2 separate regions of the Homo sapiens genome follow, and region 2 is linked to region 1. Evidence: chromatin loops called from intact Hi-C (ENCODE). Cell type or tissue: GM12878. All regions are shown on one strand. Links, peaks and the distances in the headings refer to the core of each region. The heading gives the core; the rest is flanking DNA. Region 1 has its middle 190 kb from the start of LINC01153. Region 2 has its middle 150 kb from the start of FGFR2.

What was found. A loop is a pair of places that touch in the nucleus more often than their neighbours do. Peaks named below come from ENCODE experiments on the same cell type or tissue, not always from the same donor. Only the 100,000 strongest peaks of a DNase experiment are listed, where the experiment ranks them.
Region 2: it touches region 1 in a loop (2.4-fold over the local background); 2 of 110 quality-filtered maps call a loop at or near these places.

Annotation. Positions count from the first base shown.
Region 1 is chr10:121,358,191-121,368,910 of GRCh38, reverse strand. No RefSeq gene overlaps it. Among named protein-coding and RNA genes, the nearest start is that of LINC01153, 190 kb to the right of the region's middle. In GM12878, for the core only: no CTCF peak of the experiment used is centred there; no DNase peak of the experiment used is centred there.
Region 2 is chr10:121,444,044-121,454,763 of GRCh38, reverse strand. No RefSeq gene overlaps it. Among named protein-coding and RNA genes, the nearest start is that of FGFR2, 150 kb to the left of the region's middle. In GM12878, for the core only: no CTCF peak of the experiment used is centred there; DNase peaks (open chromatin) are centred at 4,903 and 5,433.

The DNA of each region.
Region 1 (10,720 bases), core at 3,466-8,465:
TATAATGCAAAGAGCAACAGAGTTGTTGTTGTCTGCTGAGCTCTTAGCAGTTCCAACACAGTCAGCATTTAGAGGCTGTGGTGCAGGCTCTCATTGTCAGACAGAGAATGCTCATCAGTTTCAGGTTGAGGTGCAGAAGTGGGAAGGAGAGTCACATTAATAAAAGCAGCAAAAATGAAACTGCAGCATGGGGCGGTGAAAGAGTTGGATTTTATTTTGTTTTCACACATTAGGTTCTGCTTATAGCAGACAAGTACCAGTGAAAATGCTCTGAAAAGAGGCTTTGTGTAGGAGCTGGACGTTGCTCCATCAGATTTGTCATTTCAGGAATGTCGCCAGATGTATTGACTTACTAGCAATTGCTTTGGTGCCATCTGGCCTCAGGGAGGCTGTGTTCGCGATGGAAAAAGCTGAACAGAAGAAATGAAATTTGTTCATCATGCCATTACTCTTGCTGGTTGTTTAAAGAAGGGAAAAAATGTAACTTCTTGCTGGGGGGTTGGGATGCCATTTGAAAATATAAGGTTTTCAGGAGTAAGAGTTCCAGAACTCCGAAGTCAGTCGTGATGTTTACATAGAGACTTGAAGGCCAGCCCCCTGCTGTCATATTGTGTATATATATTTTGTTCAATGTAAAACTCTTTGAGACCCTACTGTTCTGCATGGAAAAAAGTTAACCCCTTGCGTCCTGGCCACTTGAATGACCTTCCTTTTAATGTCTCTTGGAATGTCACCAAACCCTAAGCTTATATTCCATGATAGGGATTTTTGCTTAACTCCAGCTTATAATAGTCCAGTTGTCACCTGGTACAAACTGTTTTCCTGCACAGAGGGGCATCTCCAGGAAAATCAGATTCAAATTGCTTTCTCTCCATGTCCTTAGGCCCTCCCCACTTCATGGTTATTTTTTCGTCTTTAAGCATTGCTTCAATCAGTTTACCCAATGTAGGGGGTGATGAGGCTGTATAAGTATCTCAAACATTTGAATTCATATGTTTTTCAGGCATAAGGGGAAAAAGCACTATCATATATTCAGAACCATCTACATAATTTGCAGAGCCTAGTATAAAATAAAAATGAAGGGCCTCTTGTTCAAAAAATATTAAGCATTTCAAGAAGGCGACAGCAGAAAATGAAGCCAAGCATGGTACCTTCTGAGCACAGAACTCTGTGTGACTGCATAGACCACACATTCATGAAGCCTGCCCTATGTATTTGTTCATTTTCCACCCTTACTCCTCTAGGAAGAAGCTTCCAGGACCCATCCCCGCTCCTATCCTTCTCAACCACCCTGCTGGTTGTGGCTCATTTAGCCTTCAGGACTCGGCCAAATTGCCCTTTTTCTCTGGATCCGTCACCCCCAGCCCTATGCTTCCCTCTTTCATTATACCTTTAATTGTCATTTTAAAAAATTACATTAATATAAAACTTTGCTACTATGTGCTGGGTACTGGGGGTTCAGAGGTGTTATTTTCTTCATTCATTTCCTCACTTATGCATTTTTCTCTTTCATTTCACTCCTGTCTTCCCAGTATCCCTCCTATACTGACTCAGCTAATGCTACCTGTCCAGGAGGGAGAACGTCTGAAAGCAGGGCCTGAGCCGAAATTACAAATAAATAGCTGAGAAAATAAAAGCAACTGTCAACATTCTGGAGTGATTTGTGTACGTACTGTTAGCTAACTAAGAACATAATCCGTTGAAGGGAATTGCAATGTATTCTAAATTTTGGATTTTCTAGTTCAATTGTTTTTTCTTCTTTCCTTCTTTCTTTCTTTTTTTTTTTTTGAGATGGAGTCTTGTTCTGTCGTCCAGGCTGGAGTGCAGTGGCTCAATCTTGGCTCACTGCAACCTCTGCTTCCCGGGTTCAAGCAATTCTCCTGCCTCAGCCTCCGGAGTAGATGGGATTACAGGTGCCCACCACCATGCTCAGCTAATATTTTTTGTATTTTTAGTAGAGATGGGATTTCACCATGTTGGCCAAGCTGGTTTCGAACACCTGACCTCATGTGATCTGCCCGCTTCAGCCCTCCAAAGTGCTGAGATTACAGATGTGAGCCACTGCGCCTGGCCTCAATTCTTAATAGTAATTATTATCATTTTATAAATGAGGGAACCAAATCTCAGAGAGGGAATTTGCTCTAGGTCATAGAACTACAAAATTCAGAGATAAGATTTGAATCCAGGTCAGATTGACTCTTAAACTCCTGCTCTGTTATCTGACCTAAATCCTACAATCTGAACATGTAAAAATGGATGGAGGGTGGAGGGTGTTCCAGGGGCAATTGTGTCCGGAACTGGTGGGTTCTTGGTCTCACTGACTTCAAGAATGAAGCCGTGGACCCTCACAGTGAGTGTTACAGTTCTTAAAGGCGGTGTGTCCGGAGTTTGTTCATTCTGATGTTCGGATGTGTTCGGAGTTTCTTCCTTCTGGTGGGTTCGTGGTCTCGCTGGCTTCAGGAGTGAAGGTGCAGACCTTTGCAGTGAGTGTTACAGCTCATAAAGGCACTGTGGACCCAAAGAGTGAGCAGCAGCAAGATTTGTTGCAAAGAGAGAAAGAACAAAGCTTCCACAGTGTGGAAGGGGACCCGACGGTTGCCACTGCTGGCTCGCGCAGCCTGCTTGTATTCTCTTATCTGGCCCCACCCACATCCTGCTGATTGGTAGAACCCAGTGGTCTGTTTTGACAGGGAGCTGATTGGTGCGTTTACAATCCCTGAGCTAGACACAATGGTTCTCCAGGTCCCCACCAAATTAGCTAGATACAGAGTGTTGATTGGTGCATTCACAAACCCTGAGCTAGACACAGGGTGCTGACTGGTGTGTTTACAAACCTTGAGCCAGATACAGAGTGCAGATTGGTGTATTTACAATCCCTGAGCTAGACATAAAAGTTCTCCACGTCCCCACCAGACTCAGAAGCCCAGCTGGCTTTACCCAGTGGATCCCGCACTGGGGCTGCAGGTGGAGCTGCCAGTCCCGCGCCATGCTCCCCAGTCCTCAGCCCTTGGGTCGTCGTTGGGACTGGGCGCCCTGGAGCAGAGGCGGCGCTCGTCGGGGAGGCTTGGGCCGCACAGGAGCCAAAGGAGCAGGGGGTGGGGAGGCTCAGGCACGGCGGGCTGCAGGTCCTGAGCCCTGCCTTGCGGGAAAGCAGCTAAGGCCCGGCGGGAAGTTGAGCACAGCAGCTGCTGGCCCAGGTGCTAAGCCCATCACTGCCGGGGCCGGCAGGCCCGCCGGCCGCTCCGAGCGTGGGGTCCCAGAGCCCACGCCCACCTGGAACTCGGGCTGGCCCACAAGCACCGCGCGCAGTCCCAGTTCCCACCCGCACCTCTCCCTCCACACCTCCCCGCAAGCTGAGGGAGCTGGCTGCGGCCTTGGCCAGCCCAGAAAGGGGCTCCCACAGTGCAGCGGTGGGCTGAAGGGCTCCTCAAGTGCCGCCAAAGTGGGAGCCCAGGCAGAGGAGGCGCCTAGAGCGAGCGAGGGCTGTGAGGACTGCCAGCACGCTGTCACCTCTCACAAGGACAGAGTGAGAAAAGCAGCTGGGGAGTCGGGTATAGGAAATGTTTCTTGCTTTGTACTTTATCTCACATTAAGTTATATTTATTATCTCTTGTTCTTTTTATCTCAATCCTTTGAGGTATGTAAGGAAGGCATAGTTTATTGTCTTATTCCTGCAGCATTAGTCCACATCCCAATTTATTTGGAAGAGTTCCAGTGTCAAATATTCTCCACTGCCTCCCCAGGCTCATCCATGCTTGCCAGACAGTGTGTCCCTGCTTTTGGTTCAGGAAATCGGTCATCCTAGGTACATAGGCAGGACATTTGGTGTCCGGGGCTCAGTCTCCTGTCCCTGTAAAATAAACCCTATGATCTCTCCTTTCAGCTCTCACATTCTAACCTTCTAGGGAATACAGGGATGGGCTATAGAAGTTAGAAATAAGAGAAGACAAGGAACTTTATCAAGTGTGTTGGTATTTTTATTTCTACAGGAGAAGAGAGTGAATGACTTGTGGTAGATAAGTGAGTGGTTTTCCTTCCTCCATAGTTTATTTGTAAAACTGTCCCTTGCATTTGATTTGAACCACAGATGTCTTCCAAACCTAGCTGGGCTGACTTCACCATGAAAGACAGGGACCAAGAGCCATCACTCTGGCAGAGGGGCTAGACTTCTTTATTTACTGCAGTGCCAACGGACAAAACCAGAACAAGCGGGTGGAAGCTACAGGGAGACGGTGTTCAACTTAATAAGGGATGAGAGGCCTCCCCACAGCAGCCTCTGATGGCGGAAGTCACCTTGTGTGAATGTATGTGGTGCTTCAAGCACCAGGTAAAGATCTGTTGTTAAGGATGTTAGAAGCTGTTTTTTTTTGTTTTGTTTTTTATTTTTGTTTTTTTTTTTTTTTGGAGAGGGAGCTTCAAGAAAGCTGTAGGGACAGGAAGATACCCCCTCACCCGTACTAGGAGTTCTAGAACTCTTCGTATGTTTAAAGGCTGACAAGTATTACAAACTTCTGTAACAAAGAGCCCTCAATAAGCCCCTGTATTAGTCTGTTTTCACACTGCTGATAAAGACATATCTGAGATTGGGTAATTTATAAAGAAAAAGAGGTTTAATGGACTCACAGTTCTACGTGGCTGGGGAGGCCTCACAATCATGGCGGAAGGCAAAAGACACACGTAGTAGCGGGCAAGAGAGAGTTGAGAATCAGTGAAAGGGATTTTCCCTTATAAAGTCATCGGATCTTGTGAGACTTATTCACTACCAGGAGAACAGTATGAGCGAAACTGCCCCCGTGATTCAACTATCTCCCACTGGGTTTCTCTCACAACACATGGTAATTATGGGAGCTACAATTCAAGATGAGATTTGGGTAAGGATTACAGCCCAACCATATCAGGCCCCCCACAACATGAACACCAACAAAAACAAATGCTGAAAAAGTCAGACGCTTGAAAATTTCGGATAAACTATAAAAACCTCCTTTCTGTTTAATTGTTCTAGATTTATGGTCCTGTCTCTCCCAATATCAGCCCCATTCCATCTTATGCTGTCTGGTCCATGGTGGGAACCATTTGGGAAGTGAAGAGAGAGGTTGTACTTCTTCCAAATCTTTTCCCACCCTACATCCTATTAGCTCCCGATATGTTTTTTGTCTCCTGATACTCTGTACCCATTTTAGGTTTCCTTTGGGAAGAAATTCATGCTCCTGGCTGGGATGTAGAGCCAGGTTTCCTTGGCTCTGCAGCCCAGTTCACAAAATGACAAGACATTGCACCCTTGATCATAGCAAAAAGCATGGTAGCTGAGACACTTGGGTCTCACATCTCAGGTTCAAAAAAACAGAAATCCTTTGTGTGTGTTTGTGTTCTGGATAATCACATTCAGATGCCTCTGCTGGCATATGCTGATGGTTAAAGTAAAAGTCCTTGTTTGGTGACAGAGGCCAGACCTCACTGGCTGATGTGTGAAGTCACGTGGACACGCCCAGTGCATTGTGAAGTGATCGCTGTGAAGGTCTTGGGGTAAGGGGGCGCTCAGTGATCTAGCCTTCTAGGGGTCAACCAGGAAGCCTTCAAAATTGTAATTCTTGTTGGAAAACTGTTCTACGATTGTCGAATCTTTCCTGATGGTACAGTGCTGCGTAATGAACATGATGAAACTTAAAAAATTGTGTTCCTCCTAGAACTTCTTGGGCATCAGTTTCTGTTGTCTTTAATGGTAAACAGTGCTCAGGATGTGAACTGAACAGACCTCGGCATGACTTTTTTGAATGAAACCTTGTCACCACTCCAGCATGGAGCTAAGTGGGCAATCTCTGGATAAATGGTTCTGAATCCTGGCTCCTCTACTAACACACTACATTTCTTTGGCAAATTACGTGTAAGCTCTTTCAGCTTCAGTTTCCTCATCTGTAAAATGGTACTAATAATTCTACCATCCTCACAGAGTGATGTGAGGACTTAATTGGGCACCTGGTACAGTGTTAGGTGAAGGTTCAGTGCTCAAAAGCCTTCATGATTTCATTATCGGCCTGTTGCTGTTGGTCACCCTCAATCGCCCCTGCCTTTTTAACATTTTTTTGAGATGGAATCTCACTCTATCACCAGGCTGGAGGGCAGTGGTGCAATCTCAGCTCACTGCAACCTCTGCCTCCCAGGTTCAAGCGATTCTCCTGACTCAGCCTCCTGAGTAGCTGGGATTACAGGTGCGTGTCACTGTACCTGGCTAATTTTTGTATTTTTAGTAGAGTTGAGGTTCCACCATGTTGGCCAGGATGGTCTCGAACTCCTGACCTCAAGTGATCCACCTGCCTCGGCCTCCCAAAGTGCTGGGATTACAGTCATGAGCCACCGCACCTGGCCAATCCCCTTTTAAATGAAGGCAGTGTACAGGTAAGAAATTATGTAAATCAAGAACTTGGGTTGTTGGGTTCTACGGAATCAACGTGGTGGTGAGGACCTTATTAAAGCCCTCTTGATGCCATTAGAAGAGAAGGGAGGAGAGAATTCAAGGCTGTGCCTGAAGAAGGCCTCTGGAGGTGGCACTGACAACCTCAGATAAATCTCCATTCTGCCAAACTGGGCTCCCAGGAGCGCCTCACACTTGAGCACATCACATGGCTTTTATCTAAACTCTTGGGTATGCAAATGGAGCTTTGATTTCACAAGAAGGCTTTCTGGAGCTTCCTGCTCCTGGTCTGGGCAGCAGCGTGAGAACAGGCCTCCCTGTGTATTTTGGCAGGGGTTGGCCGGAACAGGGAAACAGGGTGACATACAGAACTGAAGAATAATATCGAAAGAGTGAAGTGATACTTTCGGAATCTCAAATTTTTTTGTTTGGGTTCATTTCAAATTTTGGGCAAAGAAATGGTTATGCTTCTGCATGAAGGGAGAATTGTGGGGCATTATAGTTACACAACCCTCTCCTTCATGTGTTAGGTAAACTCTTCCATGCAATGGCTATTTCAAATTCGTTCTTTTTCTCAGTCTTTATCTGCACCCCCAAAATAAAATCCTGAGTACCAATTAGAGTTTCCTGTATATCCTAACCCTCTTAGGATTTCCAGTGAGGGTTTTCAAGGAGACCCATGTTTACTGAATGCAGATATAATTTTGGTCTTAGGAAGTGACTGACTCATATGATATACTTTCCCTTCATAGAGAGCCCAGCTGGGCTAGCATGAACTAGGGACAGGTGCTGACCTTTAGGATCAATACATTTGTGGTCTGGTGAGTTATTAATATTTTTAAATGAAATCAGCTGGATGAAACAAACTTTATTCCCTTTAGAGTGAAGCAAAGAGTGACTTTGTTCTTTGATTTCTCCCTGGAATGTTCTAACATTATTCCTGATAGGATGGCTATCCTCTGATACCTTTTGATTTTTTTTATTTTTGAGATGGAGTCTCGCACTGTCGCTCAGGCTGGAGTGCAGTGGTATGATCTCGGCTCACTGCAACCTCTGCCTCCCGGGTTCAAGTGACTCTCTTGCCTCAGCCTCCTGAGTAGCTGGAATTAACAGGCATCCACCACCATGGCTGGCTACTTTTTGTATTTTTAGAGACAGGGTTTCACCATGTTGGCCAGGCTGGTCTTGAGCTCCTAACCTCAAGTGATCCACCTGCCTCTGCCTTCCAAAGTGCTGGGATTACAGGCATGAGCCACCACACCCGGCCTGATACCCTTTTAAAAACAAAATTCCATCTACCAATTCTCCTAATCAAGTTTATCGGAAGGAAACTTTTTTTGGAAATCTAAAGATAATCATGTTTGGCCGGGCGCGGTGGCTCACGCCTGTAATCCCAGCACTTTGGGAGGCCGAGGCGGGCGGATCACGAGGTCAGGAGATCGAGACCATCCTGGCTAACACGGTGAAACCCCGTCTCTACTAAAAATAAAAAAAATTAGCCGGGCGTGGTAGCGGGCGCCTGTAGTCCCAGCTACTCGGGAGGCTGAGGCAGGAGAATGGCGTGAACCTGGGAGGCGGAGCTTGCAGTGAGCCGAGATCGCGCCACTGCAGTCCAGCCTGGGCGACAGAGCGAGACTCCGTCTCCAAAAAAAAAAAAAAAAAAAAAAAAGATAATCATGTTTTATCCTGGGGCCTTAGCTAAGTTTGTCAGATATAACAGTTGTGAAATGTTTTCTGGAGTCTGAAGACATGCTTTCACAGATATATTCAGCTTTAAAAAAGTATTTAATGAAACAATGAGAAAGTGGAGTCTAAATTAGGTTTCTTCTCCCTGTATATACCACTTTCAAAAGCTTTTTGGATAAAGTTTAAATGAATTCTTTTAAATATTGACTTATCCTTTTCAATGAATGTTCTATGTTCTGGATTTCCAAGGATTAGAATACTGGGGGCTTCTTTTGATGATAAGAGAAGAATGCGCCTTTTGATATTTACTGCACACGAGTGTGTTGAGCACCTACTGTGTACTAGGAAGAGTGCTTATTCTGTTTCCTCTATTGAGAATGTTTTCTTCCAACTTCTGCATTAAATGAATTTCTTTTTATCTTTTTTTTTTTTTTTTTTTTTTTTTTTTGAGACAGAGTCTCTGTCTGTTGCCCAGGCTGGAATGCAGTGGTGAGATCTCACTGCAACCTCTGCCTCCGGGTTCAAGTGATTCTCCTGCCTCAGCCTCCTGAGTAGCTGGGATTATAGGCATGCACAACCACGCTCAGCTAATTTTTGTATTTTCAGTAGAGATGGGGTTTTACCATGTTGGCCAGACTGGGCTCGACTTCCTGACCTCAAGTAATCCACCTGCCTCAGGCCTCTCAAAGTGCTGAGATTACAGGCGTGAGCCACCACACCTGGCCCGTTCTTCCTATCTCTTTAGAAGGGCACTTTCTCTGAGAAAGTGCCACACATCCCTTTCTTGCTTGTGTGTGTCTTTGAGACCCATTTGCACCTCAGGTTCTAGTGCCTGCAGGCTTCTTGTTAGTTTGGTGTTTCTGTTGTTCCCTAGGGCTGGGGACTTTTTAGAGCAGGAAGTTTATCTTTTCTCTGCTGCTGCTGCCGCCTATTTCTCTTCCTTGTTTTTTTCTTCTTGGTTCTCATGTTGTACTTCTTGGGTACTCAGAATATGTTTATTGAATGAATGTTGAATGATCTTCCAAACAGGCATTGAATAAATGGATTGTCACCTCTTAGGATGGAAGGATGCTCTTAACAGGTAAGAGGACGAAGGCTCACACTGGCCCAGGTGCTTTGGCTGCCTCTGGGGAGTGCCTGGGTCCACAGCCCTCCTGGGTCTGGCGAGGCGGCAGACCAGCAGCTCTGAGACTCGACACACACACTGCCTCTTGCAATGGAGGGTGGTCTGCCTACTGTTACTCTTGGTTTCATTCAGTGTGGCTGTGTGCTGAAAGAATTAGTAGTTGAGTTTATTTTCGTATTGGGTGGTCTGCAACATGGATCACCACAATCCATAAAGCCCCACCAATGAAATCAATGAACGCCCTGGCAGTGGTGTGAATTATGAACCTAGAAGCGATTCCTGCCTTGGCTTTGCATGTTCCCTTTCCAATGAAGGAGGCTCATGTTAATTTCAGTCCCATTTCTGTCTGAATTATCCTGGTTCTTAGTAAGCAGGATCTGAAGTAATGACATTTTACCATATGCAAAACAGATAAAATTGACAGTCAAGGGAGGAGGAAGAAAAAAAATGACCTTAAAAGGGAAAAAAACAGTTCCTCTTTTTTTTTTTTTGTATTTTAATTTTTAATTTATCAGGGCCTGTTGAGGGTGTGGGGAGAGGGAGGGCATCAGGATAAATAGCTAATGCGTCTAGGGCTTAATACATAAGTGATGGGTTGATAGGAGCAGCAAACCACCGTGGCACATGTTTATGTAACAAACCTGTGTGTTCTGCACATGTATCCTGGAACTTAAAATTAAAAAAAATTTTTTTAATTTAAAATTTTATTTGTATTTTTCTGTTTACATGACATTTACAAAAGGATGAGAAAAAAGGAATATATGGCTTCCTGAAGGTGCTGTGCTGTCTGCTTCTGAGATCAAAGTCCACTCCTCCCAACATCCCAGACCCATTTTTCGAAGCCTGCCAGGACATTCCTGAGACACCTACATGACCACTTGCCTGATCATGAAACTGTCCTGTCACTGTGGGTGACGGGCTGTTCCTAGATTCTACTCAGATGCCCACTGTGGTCAGTTGTGACCTCCATGGCGAGATTTTAGAAATGGGGGAAGTTCTCACCCTCCCAAGCAGCCATATTGGCCCATCAGCTTCCAGAACAGAAGCCACATCCTTCTTGTGGCATCTATGGGAAATCCAGAGCCATTCAAGGGCATCAGGCAAAGTGGTCATTCCCCTCGAAACATTCCTGAGCTGACCAGACCATTGCCCATGCACTGCGACCTGACTCCTGGCGTTGGCCCTGTGACCTCAAAGCTCTCAGGCTTGGTAGACAGTGGTCCAGGGTTTCCTCAGCCTCAGTCCAGAGCTGCCTGAGCAGTGACCATAACAGGAGGAGCTTTGCCTTCGTGTGACAAAGGAGAGTGAAGTCTCAGATGAAATGCTGTGTGTGTATTTATAATAGTTCTGATTTTAATCATTGTAAAGATCTTCGTTATATATGTATATATGCACACATTTTTAAAGTACAGATATATGGCTTCTGAGTGAGATTTTATTTAAAGAAAGACTTCCTCAGTTTTAACAAAGAAAAATTGAAAATCCCTGTTAATATTTAA
Region 2 (10,720 bases), core at 2,752-7,751, 87 kb before region 1:
AAGTCATAGGTTGCTGTGGGGTTCAAATTAGGTGATACGTGCAAACTGCTTAGCGCAATGTCCCCTGTAGAGTAAGAACCCAAAGAAAGCAAGGAGATTGCGTCTTGGACTTTTGGCTAAGAGCAAGCAAAGGTTAGCATGGAGGCCATTAAGACATGGTACCTGGGACAACTGCACTTACCCACCCCTATGAAGTTCAGTAGGGCCTTATGACTTGCTCTCACCAATAAAATGTATGTAGCAGTCATATGTGGAGCTTTGTAGGTAAGAAGTTTGGCTTGCCTGTGTGTCCCCACCCTTCAGAGGTACCTGTGAAGGCACGGTTTGAGATGGCGCCTGGGTCCCTGAGTGACTATGAGCAGAGTCCCCTTGCACTGGAGATGTAATGGGAGCAAGAAATAAACTTCTTTGGAGGTTAGGCTCTAAAATGTTTGGTGTGTTTGTTACTGCATAATAGCCTAACTTCTCCTGGCTAATACAGGCACCCAAGGAGAATTCTTTTTATGCCAGACTCACATATCTTTTTTTTCTGGGAAGAGGCAGCATGATAAAATGGCCAAAGCCTAGGCTTTTGTACAATAGGCCTGGATTTGAATCCTGTCTGGCCACTTTACAGGCCACTTTACAGCTCAGCATTCATTATGGGTTTTTTTTGTTTGTTTTTGTTTTTGTTTTGTGGAGACAGCATCTCACTTTGCCACCCAGGCTAGAGTGCAGTGGTGTGATCTCAGCTCACTGCAACCTCCACCTCCTGGGTTTAAGCAATTCTCATGCCTCAGCCTCCCAAATAGCTGGGATTACAGGTGTGTACCACCATGCCCACTAATTTTTGTATTTTTAGTAGAGACGGGGTTTCTCCATGTTGGCCAGGCTGGTTTCAGACTCCTGACCTCAAGTGATCCTCCCATCTTGGCCTTCCAAAGTGCTGGGATTACAGGTGTCAGCCACCACACGTGGCCTTATCATTACCTGTTGACCAAAGGTCCCTGCTCCTCTCCAGTTGGCCCTACCACATGAGGCTCCTCTGAGGGCAGTAACTGCGCCCTCCTTCACTTCATCAGGCCTGGGGGTGGCAAAGGCTCTGCTGCTGTTAGCCCCGTGTTCCTGTACTGTCCTGCCTCACACTGCCCACAACCAACTTGGGTTATTCTATCTTCAATGTGCCATCTTGTTTCTGCTTGGGCCCAGTGACAATGCAGTCTTGCTTCCCTGGGCCATTAGCCTCCTCTGCTGATAGCAGAGTAGCTTGGTCACTTTTTCATGCCTCATCTTTCCAGTTGTGTTATAGGTAAGCTCTTAAAAGCAGGAACTCTCTGTTCTTTGCTGGGTGCCCAGAGTGGACTGGTGCGTTCTCCTCTGGTTGCACATCTGGAGCTGTTTACATTGCATACAGATGCCCAGGCTCTGATCTGTATCCAGATCTCTGGCTAGGGTGTAGGGTTGAGTGAGCAGAGAGGGTCGAAAAGCAGCAGAAAGATGGTTGGTAACAATGTGTTCATGAGGCTGTGAGGTACCACGGTCCTGTTAATTATATTATAATCACATGAGAAGCTTGATTTTGGATGTGATCACTTCCATGCATACATACTCAGTATGGACATGTGTGCATGACTGTGCACGTGTGTACAAGTGTTCACCTGAGCAGGCTGACTGGTCTGTTCCACAGAAAGACTCTGCTCCCTGCTTCTTCTGAGCCTTCATACTGATCTCTCAAACAGAAGAATAATACCCTCCCCTTCTGCCCTTGTAACTCTCCCCATCTCTCAGGGCTCACAATTTCAGCCCTAAACCATTGCGTGTAACACACAGAGAGGGATAAAGACACTTTGTTTCTTTTCTGTTGGTTCATGCACAACACTACAACCTTTTTCTCTAGATAGACATTTTGAGAGCTGGGACTACGTTTTAAGCTTCCTCTTTCTTCTTCTTTCTTCTCTTTTACTGTTTATCAATGGCTTCATCTAAACCAGGCATCTTGCAGGGTGCTTTTTTATATGTCAGGTCATTAATCTTTGCAACCACCCCATGAGATAAACAGTATTATCACCATTTTACAGATAAACAAGGCTCGGGGGAGGGAGGGTTAAACAACTAGTCCCAATGGTAGCCCTGGGTTTTCAAGGTAGGTCTGTCTAACTCCAAATCCTTTGCTATAAGTCGGTGATTTTCAAACTTTGGTGTCAGGACTCCTTTATACTCTTAAAAATTATTGGAGATTCCTAAAAGCTTTTGGAATGCGGGTTATATCTGTTAATATTTATTATATTGGGAATTAAAACTGAGGAAAACTTAAAAGTATTATTTCACATAAAATAGCAATAATGAGAACACATGGACACAGGGAGGGGAACATCACACACTGGGGCCTGTCGGTGGGTGGGGGTTAGGGGAGGGATAGCATTAAGAGAAACAGCTAATGTAGGTGACAGGTTGATGGGTGCAGCAAACCACCATGGCACATGTATACCTATGTAACAAAACTGCATGTTGTGCACACGTACCCCAGAACTTAAAGTATTATAAAAAATAGCAATAATCAACCCATAACATATTAACATATATAACTTTTAGAGTAAAAATTAAGTATATTTTCCCAAAGAAAAAAGTGGCATTTTTAATTTTTTTTACATATTGCAATATTCTTTATTGTCTGCCTTAATAGAAAACAGCTGGATTCTTATATCTGCTTATGCATTTGATCTCTTGTGGTACTACATATCATGTAGACTCTGGAAAACTCTACTGTACACTTTTGAGATAATGAGAGTTGAAAAAAGCGAAGAACTTAGTGTTGTTATAAAAATTGTTTTGTACTCATAAACTCCTGTAAAGGTTTCAGGGTCCTCCAGCTGTGCCCAGGCAATACTTTGGGAACCACTGCTGTATGTTTCTAAGCTCTGTCTTCTCTTTGCATTTTTCCCATTGTTTCCCAGTATTCTTTTTTTATTTATTTATTTTTATTTTTTGAGACAGAGCCTCGCTCTGTCACCCAGGCTGGAGTGCAGTGGCACGATAGTGGCTCACTGCAACCTCTGCCTCCTGGGTTCAAGTGATTCTCATGCCTCAGCCTCCTGAGTAGCTGGGGTTACAGGCATGCACAATCAGCCTGGCTAATTTTTTTTTTTTTTTTTTTTTTGTATTTTTAGTAGAGATGGAGTTTCATCATGTTGGTTAGGCTGGTCTCAAACTCCTGACCTCAAGTGATCTGCCCGTCTTGGCCTCCTAAAGTGCTGGGATTCCAGGCGTGAGCCACAGCACCCGTTTCCCAATATTCTTGTCTGTTCTCTTGGGTGCAGCCTGGACTTCATGTGTGCCTGTTCATTGGCTAATAGATGAGGATTCTATGGCTCTGCCACAGGATCCTGGAGGGAGGCTGCCTGATGTTCCAGTGAATATCCTATGTTTTCTATACTATTTAAGGGACATGGGTGTACTGGATGTTCCTAGCCTGGCCTCATGAGACTTTGCGAACTCAGCTTTGTGATGGACCAATGGTCCTAATAAGTCAACACCATTTATTTTTAGGGGAAAAAAGAGAAAACGATATAAATTTCTCTAGTAAATAGGAGATAAATACCCCTTCTGCTTTGGGGAGAGGGAGGGATGAGTAGGTGGAGCATGGGGGATTTTTAGGGCAGTGAAACTATTCGGTGTAATTCTGCAATGGCGGATACACATCATTAGATATTTGTTGAAACCCATAGAATGTGCCACATTCTATTAACATTTAGTTAATAGCAATGAAGCAATATTGGCATATCAGTTGTAAAAAATGTACCACACTAATGCAAGGTTTAATAATAGGGAGAAATGAGGGCGTGCAAGGGAGTGTATGGGAATTCTCTGTATTTTCCAATCATTTTTCTCCAAACCAAAGCAGCTCTTAAAAATCCCCAGAAATCACTGCGTCCAAAAAAAAAAAAAAAGTTCCCCTTGCCAATTTGGTCCTTAGCCAGAGACCTTTTGTGGTTTGGGCTGGTCCAGTGGAAACCTCTGAACTCTTATCCTACCTGAACAGCTCTACTGGGAGATCATATACACATGCACAGTCATTACCCCAGACAAGATGTTTTCTTGGGATTTTTCTCCCATCGACTTTAGCTCCCAAAAGTCTACAGCAGCACAAACTGGGATTTGGAGGGTGTAATTCTGTGGGGAGACTAGTAATTAGAGGATTGTTTAAAAGACTGCCAGCGTTGTTTAATGAGTTGAGAACTATCAGCCCATCATCACAGGGATAATGGGCCCTCTAACGCACAATGGAGCAGGAACAATGTGTGTCACTTTCTGCAGCTGGAGAATCTGCTGGAGTGAGAACTGGGAGGGGGCCCAGCCCTTCTGTCTAGACCACTGGGGACTTCCTTTGGCTGGGAACTCAAGAGGACAGTGTTTGGTGATGGTGGGTTGGGTGGGAAGATGTGGCAGGCTGCCGTATGTGGACTATTAGTTCATGGCCAACTCCCGCAGACAAGCTTCGGCTTGTGCTGTAATCCCTCCCCACCGACCAGTTGTATTTTAAATGCAGCCAAGCTAGAGGAATGGAACCTGTTATTGCTATGCTTGGGGAATTGTAAACCACAAGGCTGGGGCTAGGTGCAGCAAGAGAGGCACCTAGACCATCCATCTCAGGTACTTACACTCAGGCCCAGGCAAGTGCAGAATTTGCACCTGAGAATGGTAGCAGTTTGCAGTGGAGATGCCCCACTCCACCTAGCCATGGTCCTGTTGTCCAATATGCCTTACCTTAATACCTATTTTGTCACCCGTCTTCACCACACCTGGCTTATACACACTCTGAATAATTCCCAGCTTGGCTCCTGCATTTCTTTACCCAGTGCACAGCCTCTTCCTCAACCCCTTTGGGACTGGCAGGCTCAAGAAATGTGCTTGACTCTGGAAGGTTTCTCCACAGCCCAGTGAGCACACGGACTCTCAGATAAAAATGAGCTTAGGAGACAATAAGTAGTTGTTCTGAGACTGAAAGTGGAGACCCTAGTGACAAGGCGTGGGGGAGCTTTCCTTAGGTGCTTTCATGAGACTCCACATTCAGGTGGGGAGTGGCGGCAGTGCTATTTGTGAAGACAGGCATTGCGGTGACCCTCCTAAAGGATTTGTGTTTTTTTTACCCCCCTCTTTGCTCAAACTTAATTGGTAATATTATAACTTTCAATTTAATCATTGACCTAAATGAGTTGTATTTTTATCTCTGCAGGAGCCTGGCTGGGCTGCACAAAAGAGTGGTGGCAGCTGAGTGAGGGAGAAACTTACTAGAATATTTGGGCTGGCAAGTGACACCACTTCTGCTCCGAGATAAGATGGAGACTTTTTCAAGCTACGTTTTAAAATCGTAAAACCCAAGATCTCCTGCTGGAGATGAGCTGTAGGTGGGTCTGGAGCATCTGAGAGCTGTGAGGGAGGAGAGTCATACCAGAATTACTGAGATGATTGCTGAAACCAAGATTATAAGTCATTAAGGGTTTGAAAGTTTTCTGCAGGTGCACAATAGACTACTCAGTATCTTGGATTCTTGAGCTGGGGTCAGGTTAACTATTAAAAGAGGACAAAAGTCTTGCTAACAAAACCTGAAGTTTAAAACATACACTGTTCCCGCTGCCTTGGCCATTCTTGCTTAACTTAGCTCTCTTTTCCTAGCTTTCAGGATCCACTGTTGATTTACTTCCATGCCTAGATTAGTAGCAGTTTCCTTCATGGTGATATTAAATTAGCTGGCTCGTTTTCCACCATGAGAGTGGGTGTCCCTCACTGCAGTGTCCACTGTAATAAAAAAAAGACACAGCCATAGGATATGTGGGGGTGGACAATTGTTGCATTTCTTCTCCAGCTGGTGACTCCCTCTGCTAGAACTGAACGCCAGACTTGCACGGGAGATTCTTGCTCCCTTTCCTTCTCAGACAGAACAGGTTGCATTTTTCATTGTAGAACCACAGATGCCATAACCTTTATGTGCCTAAAATCTTCTTTATAAGCATCCAGTTTCAGTATCTTTGATCTGGAGGATGCAATCACATTTTCCTTGAAGATAGTAATCATCTAGAAAAACATAGAGGAGGAGAAAACACCCTTAAATAAATCCTCGAAACAAATTTAAAATCCACATTGGTTTGAATTATTCCATTATTCTCCCTCTCCTATCTTCCACTCTCATCTGGTCTTTGAATGGGAGGATTTGGAGCCATAAAGGGTCTTAGCATTATCTGGGCTGGCCACTCTGAGTCTCAGATGGGATACTTTCTTCGCAAAGGGAAACTTTCTTACAGTTAAATTGGTATGGGGTGACTTTTTCAGGATTAGAGGATTTAAATCTGCTTTTAGGTTTTGTTTGTTTTGCTTTTTTAAACCAGAAGAGACCAGGTGTGGTGGCTCATACCTGTAATCCCAGCACTTTGGGAGGCCAAGGTGGGTGGATCCTTGAGGTCAGGAGTTCAAGACCAGCCTGGTCAACATAGTGAAACCCTGACTCTACTCAAAATACAAAAATTAGCTGGGCGTGGTGGCGCATACCGGTAGTCCCAGCTGCTAGGGAGGCTGAGGCAAGAGAATAGCCTGAACCTGGGAGGCGGAGGTTGCAGTGAGCCGAGATCACACCACTGCACTTCAGACTGGGTGACAGAGTGAGACTCCGTCTTAAAAAAAAAAAAACAACCACAAGAAATCCTAGCAATCATTTAATCAAATTTCCACCATGGTAGTCAGGATTCCTTGTGTTGCAGGTGCCAGCAACTCTGCCCAAGAACAAGAGGGGCCTATGGAGGGGATGGAGGATGGGTCGGGGGTCCTGGGACTGAAGGGTGGACTCCTGGGGCCAAGCAGCTCCAGGATCATGGGAGCCTGTGCTGGAGCAGAGGCTCTGCTGACTCAAGCTGCCTATGGCCCCTCTTGGCAACCGTGGAAGCTTATCCACCTGGGATTGCCAGGGCTGCTGGTACCTTCAGGGTTACAACTTTGTAGCTAATAAAAAGAAAAGAAAAGAAAAGAAAAGAAATTTCTGGGGGAAGGATGTTGGTTTGCTCAATTTGGGTCATGGGCTCAACTCAGCACAGGACTGCTACTAGAGGAACTGGGGGGTGTCCTGCAAAACACCAGCCAGGGCACTCCCTTCTTCCGGATGAGAAACTGACATCCAAATTCATCTAAGTGATGATCCCTCAGGGGAGTGGCAGAGTCACCTTCATACCTCCCGATGCCCCAGGTGAGGGCATTTGCCCCATCATGCAGGGTTACTTCATCCTCTACGTGCCAAAATGCTCCCAGTCATTCTTTCTCTTAGAAGAAATGAGCTCAGACTCAAACAGTGAAGCCACGAGCAGCTGGGACCCTCAATTAACCAGAAATCTGTTTTTCATTCAACTTTGGAGGAAAATAGAAGAAAGTCTCCGGTTTATTCCATGGTCTTACTCTTAGGGTGTGTTTCAGGGGGCATATATAGATGGCTTAGTCTCCTGCTGTTTTCACATATCTTTTTTATGCTTTTAAAAATTGTGATAAAATACACACAATGTGAAATGTACCATTTTGACCATTTTAAAGCGTATGATTCAGTGACATTAGGTACATTCCCAACGTTGTATAACTTTCACCACGATTCATTTCCAGAACTTTTTCATCATCCGAAATAGAAACTCTACACCCATTGAATAATAATTTCCCATTCCCCCTCCCCCAGCCCCTAGTGACCACTATTTTTTTTTTTTTTTTTTTTTTTGAGACAGAGTCTTGCTCTGTCACCCAGGCTGGGGTGCAGTGGCATGGTCTCGGCTCACTGCAAGCTCCACCTCCCAGGTTCACGCGATTCTCCTGCCTCAGTCTCCCATGTAGCTGGGACTACAGGCGCCTGCCACCATGCCTGGCTAATTTTTTTTGTATTTTTAGTGGAGACGGGGTTTCACCGTGTTAGTCAGGATGGTCTCAATCTCCTGACCTGGTGATCTGCCTGCCTCGGCCTCCCAAAGTGCTGGGATTACAGGCGTGAGCCACCACACCCGGCCCACTATTCTTTCTATCTGTATGAATTTGCTTATTCTAGGTAGCTCCTATAAGTGGAATCATACAATATTTGTTCTTTTGTGTCTGGCTTATTTCACTTAGTATAATATTTTCCAGGTTCATCTATGTTGTAGCGTGCATCAGAATTTCATTCTTTTTTTCTGGGTGAATAATATTCCATTGTGTGGATATGCTACATTTTGTTTATCCATTTATCTGTTGACATGTACTTGAGTTATTTCCACATTTTGGCTCTTATAATAATGCAGCTATGAACATTGATGTGCACCAAATGTCTTTTGGCAGTGCTAAATATTCATCATCATAAAAATGATACTAAGGTTTCCCCATTGACCATACCAAAAAAAAATTAAGTTTCCCATCAAATGGAAGCTTTGTGGGATCATGGAGAAAGCATGGGCTCCAGAATTCTATAGCACATTCATTAATGCTGGGCATATCATGTCCTAGTTTGTGACATTGGGCAAATGAACCTCTCTGAGCTTTCATTTGCTCATCTCATCTAACAAATGGCTGACAAAAAAGGCTGAAGTTGATATTTCTGGGCTGCTTTGAAAATTTGGTGCTTCCCGGCTGGGCACAGTGGCTCATGCCTGTAATCCTAGCATTTTGGGAGGCCAAGGCAGGTGGATCACTTGAGGTCAAGAGTTCAAGACCAGCCTGGCCAATATGGTGAAACCCCATCTCTACTAAAAATACAAAAATTAGCCGGGCATGGTGGCAGGTGCCTGTAATCCCAGCTACTCGGGAGGCTGAGGCAGGAGAATTGCTTGAACCCAGGGGGTGGAGGTTGCAGCGAACCTAGATCGCTCCACTGAACTCCAGCCTGAACAACAGAGCGAGACTCTCTCAAAAAAAAAAAAAAAAGAAAAGAAAGAAAAAGAAAAAGAAATTGGTGCTTCCCAAATTCACTTAGTAATCAACAGTGCTTTGTGAGGCTTTAGGAAAACAGATTCCTGAGTCCCGCTCCACAACTCCTGATTTAGAATATATAGGAGTGAGGCCTGGAAATCTGCGTCTTTACCAAAACCTTCAGGAGATGCGGATGAAGCCAGTTTAAAACTCACTACTGAAATGAAACTTAAGAAGCCAAGTGCACACTCAGAACCTGCCTCACAGATGGAACTTGATGCTGGCTCTTCCCTCTTGCCCTTCTTCATGCTTTAGATATGAAGAAAGAGCAGAGGACAATTGCATTTTGAGGAAACACTTGCAGCAATGACCATGTCAGGTCACAGCAACAAAAATTCTAATAATGGATTGTTTTCCACTCTGAGCAACTAATCATTGGTAAATGATGTTGGCAGTTAAGGGTATAAAACCAGTCACTTTATTCATTTGCGGTTTTGATCATGCATTTGGCTATGATTGCACTGTGTGCAATACAAATCTGCCAATGAGGATGGTGGAGTAAAGGGGGGCTGGTGGAAGGCACCCTGTTATGTTATGTAGAAGAGAGAACTCCTTGGAGATAATCGTGCAAACCTGAGACTTCCATGCAGAGAAGGAATCAGTGAATTTATATCAAAGAAGCCAGATTGATATTCTTTTCTTCTTTTTTTTGGTTCCTTTCAAATTATAAAAGGAGTGGACAAAGGGAATGTTGTAGATGTAATTTGTTCCAGGCTCGAATAAAGCGTATTTGTGTCTTATGAAATTTTACGAGAAAAATGTAATTCAAATTGGCTTGGAGATGAGAGCTGTCAAATAGATTGAAAGCTGGATTATAAACCAAGACTAATGAGAGCCTGCAATGAGCACAAAGTTAGGGATGGAGTCCAAGAGAATCTCTGCAAGGTCTTACAGGGGAGGTAAACAGCCTATTAATTAAGGTAGCAGATGGTAGTAAATTGGGAGATGTTTTAGATTCCAAGGACAGAAAAAGAAATGAAAGCTTGGGATCTGTACTGGGTAGTTAGAAACCTCAGCACGAAGTCAATGACAGGAAAGTAATAAGAGCTGCAGGTAGTCTTGGAAGCCAGCAGGATTTGGAATACCAAGGGGTTAGAAAGAGACTAGAAATGTTAGTGGAATGGCTGAGAAGCTACTGGAGAAAGTGGTTCACGCTGCGAGGCAAAGTTTTAGGGACCCAGAGGGCCGGCTTGGGCATGTATGCTCAAGCTGAAAGAAACACATTTCTGGGTGGGTGTAGTCTTAAGATCTCCCCCAGCGGGTATTTGCAGATAAAGAAGCTGCTTGAGTAGAAGGGACTCAGTTGGATGTAAACTGAAGAAATAAATCAGCACAGGAGGGAAAAAGCAGGTGAGCTGAGATAATCAGTGTGATTTGGCTAGAGGTGGAAGACAGAGTGACGAGGTGGATAGAACGTGGGCTTTGGATCTCAGGTTTTTGGCCACCACTGCATCTTCCAGTTGACTGGGTGTTGACTATTAATATTTAGCCTTTCTGAGCCTCAGTTTCCCCACCTCCTATAAAATGAAGACACAATTTCTTACCTTTTATAAATATTATAAATTTGGATGAGATTTGCATATAGATTACTGGGACATGGTAAGTTTTCAACACGTGCTGACTTGTCCCGTGTACCTGTGTAACGAACGTGATCAGCACATACTTGCGGGAGGGGAAAGTGAGGGATGCTTGTGGGAACTTTGGGCAGCACCTACACAGCTATCCCCATTTCTTTTTGTTTGTTTTTGAGATGGAGTTTCACTCTTGTTCGATCTTGGCTCAC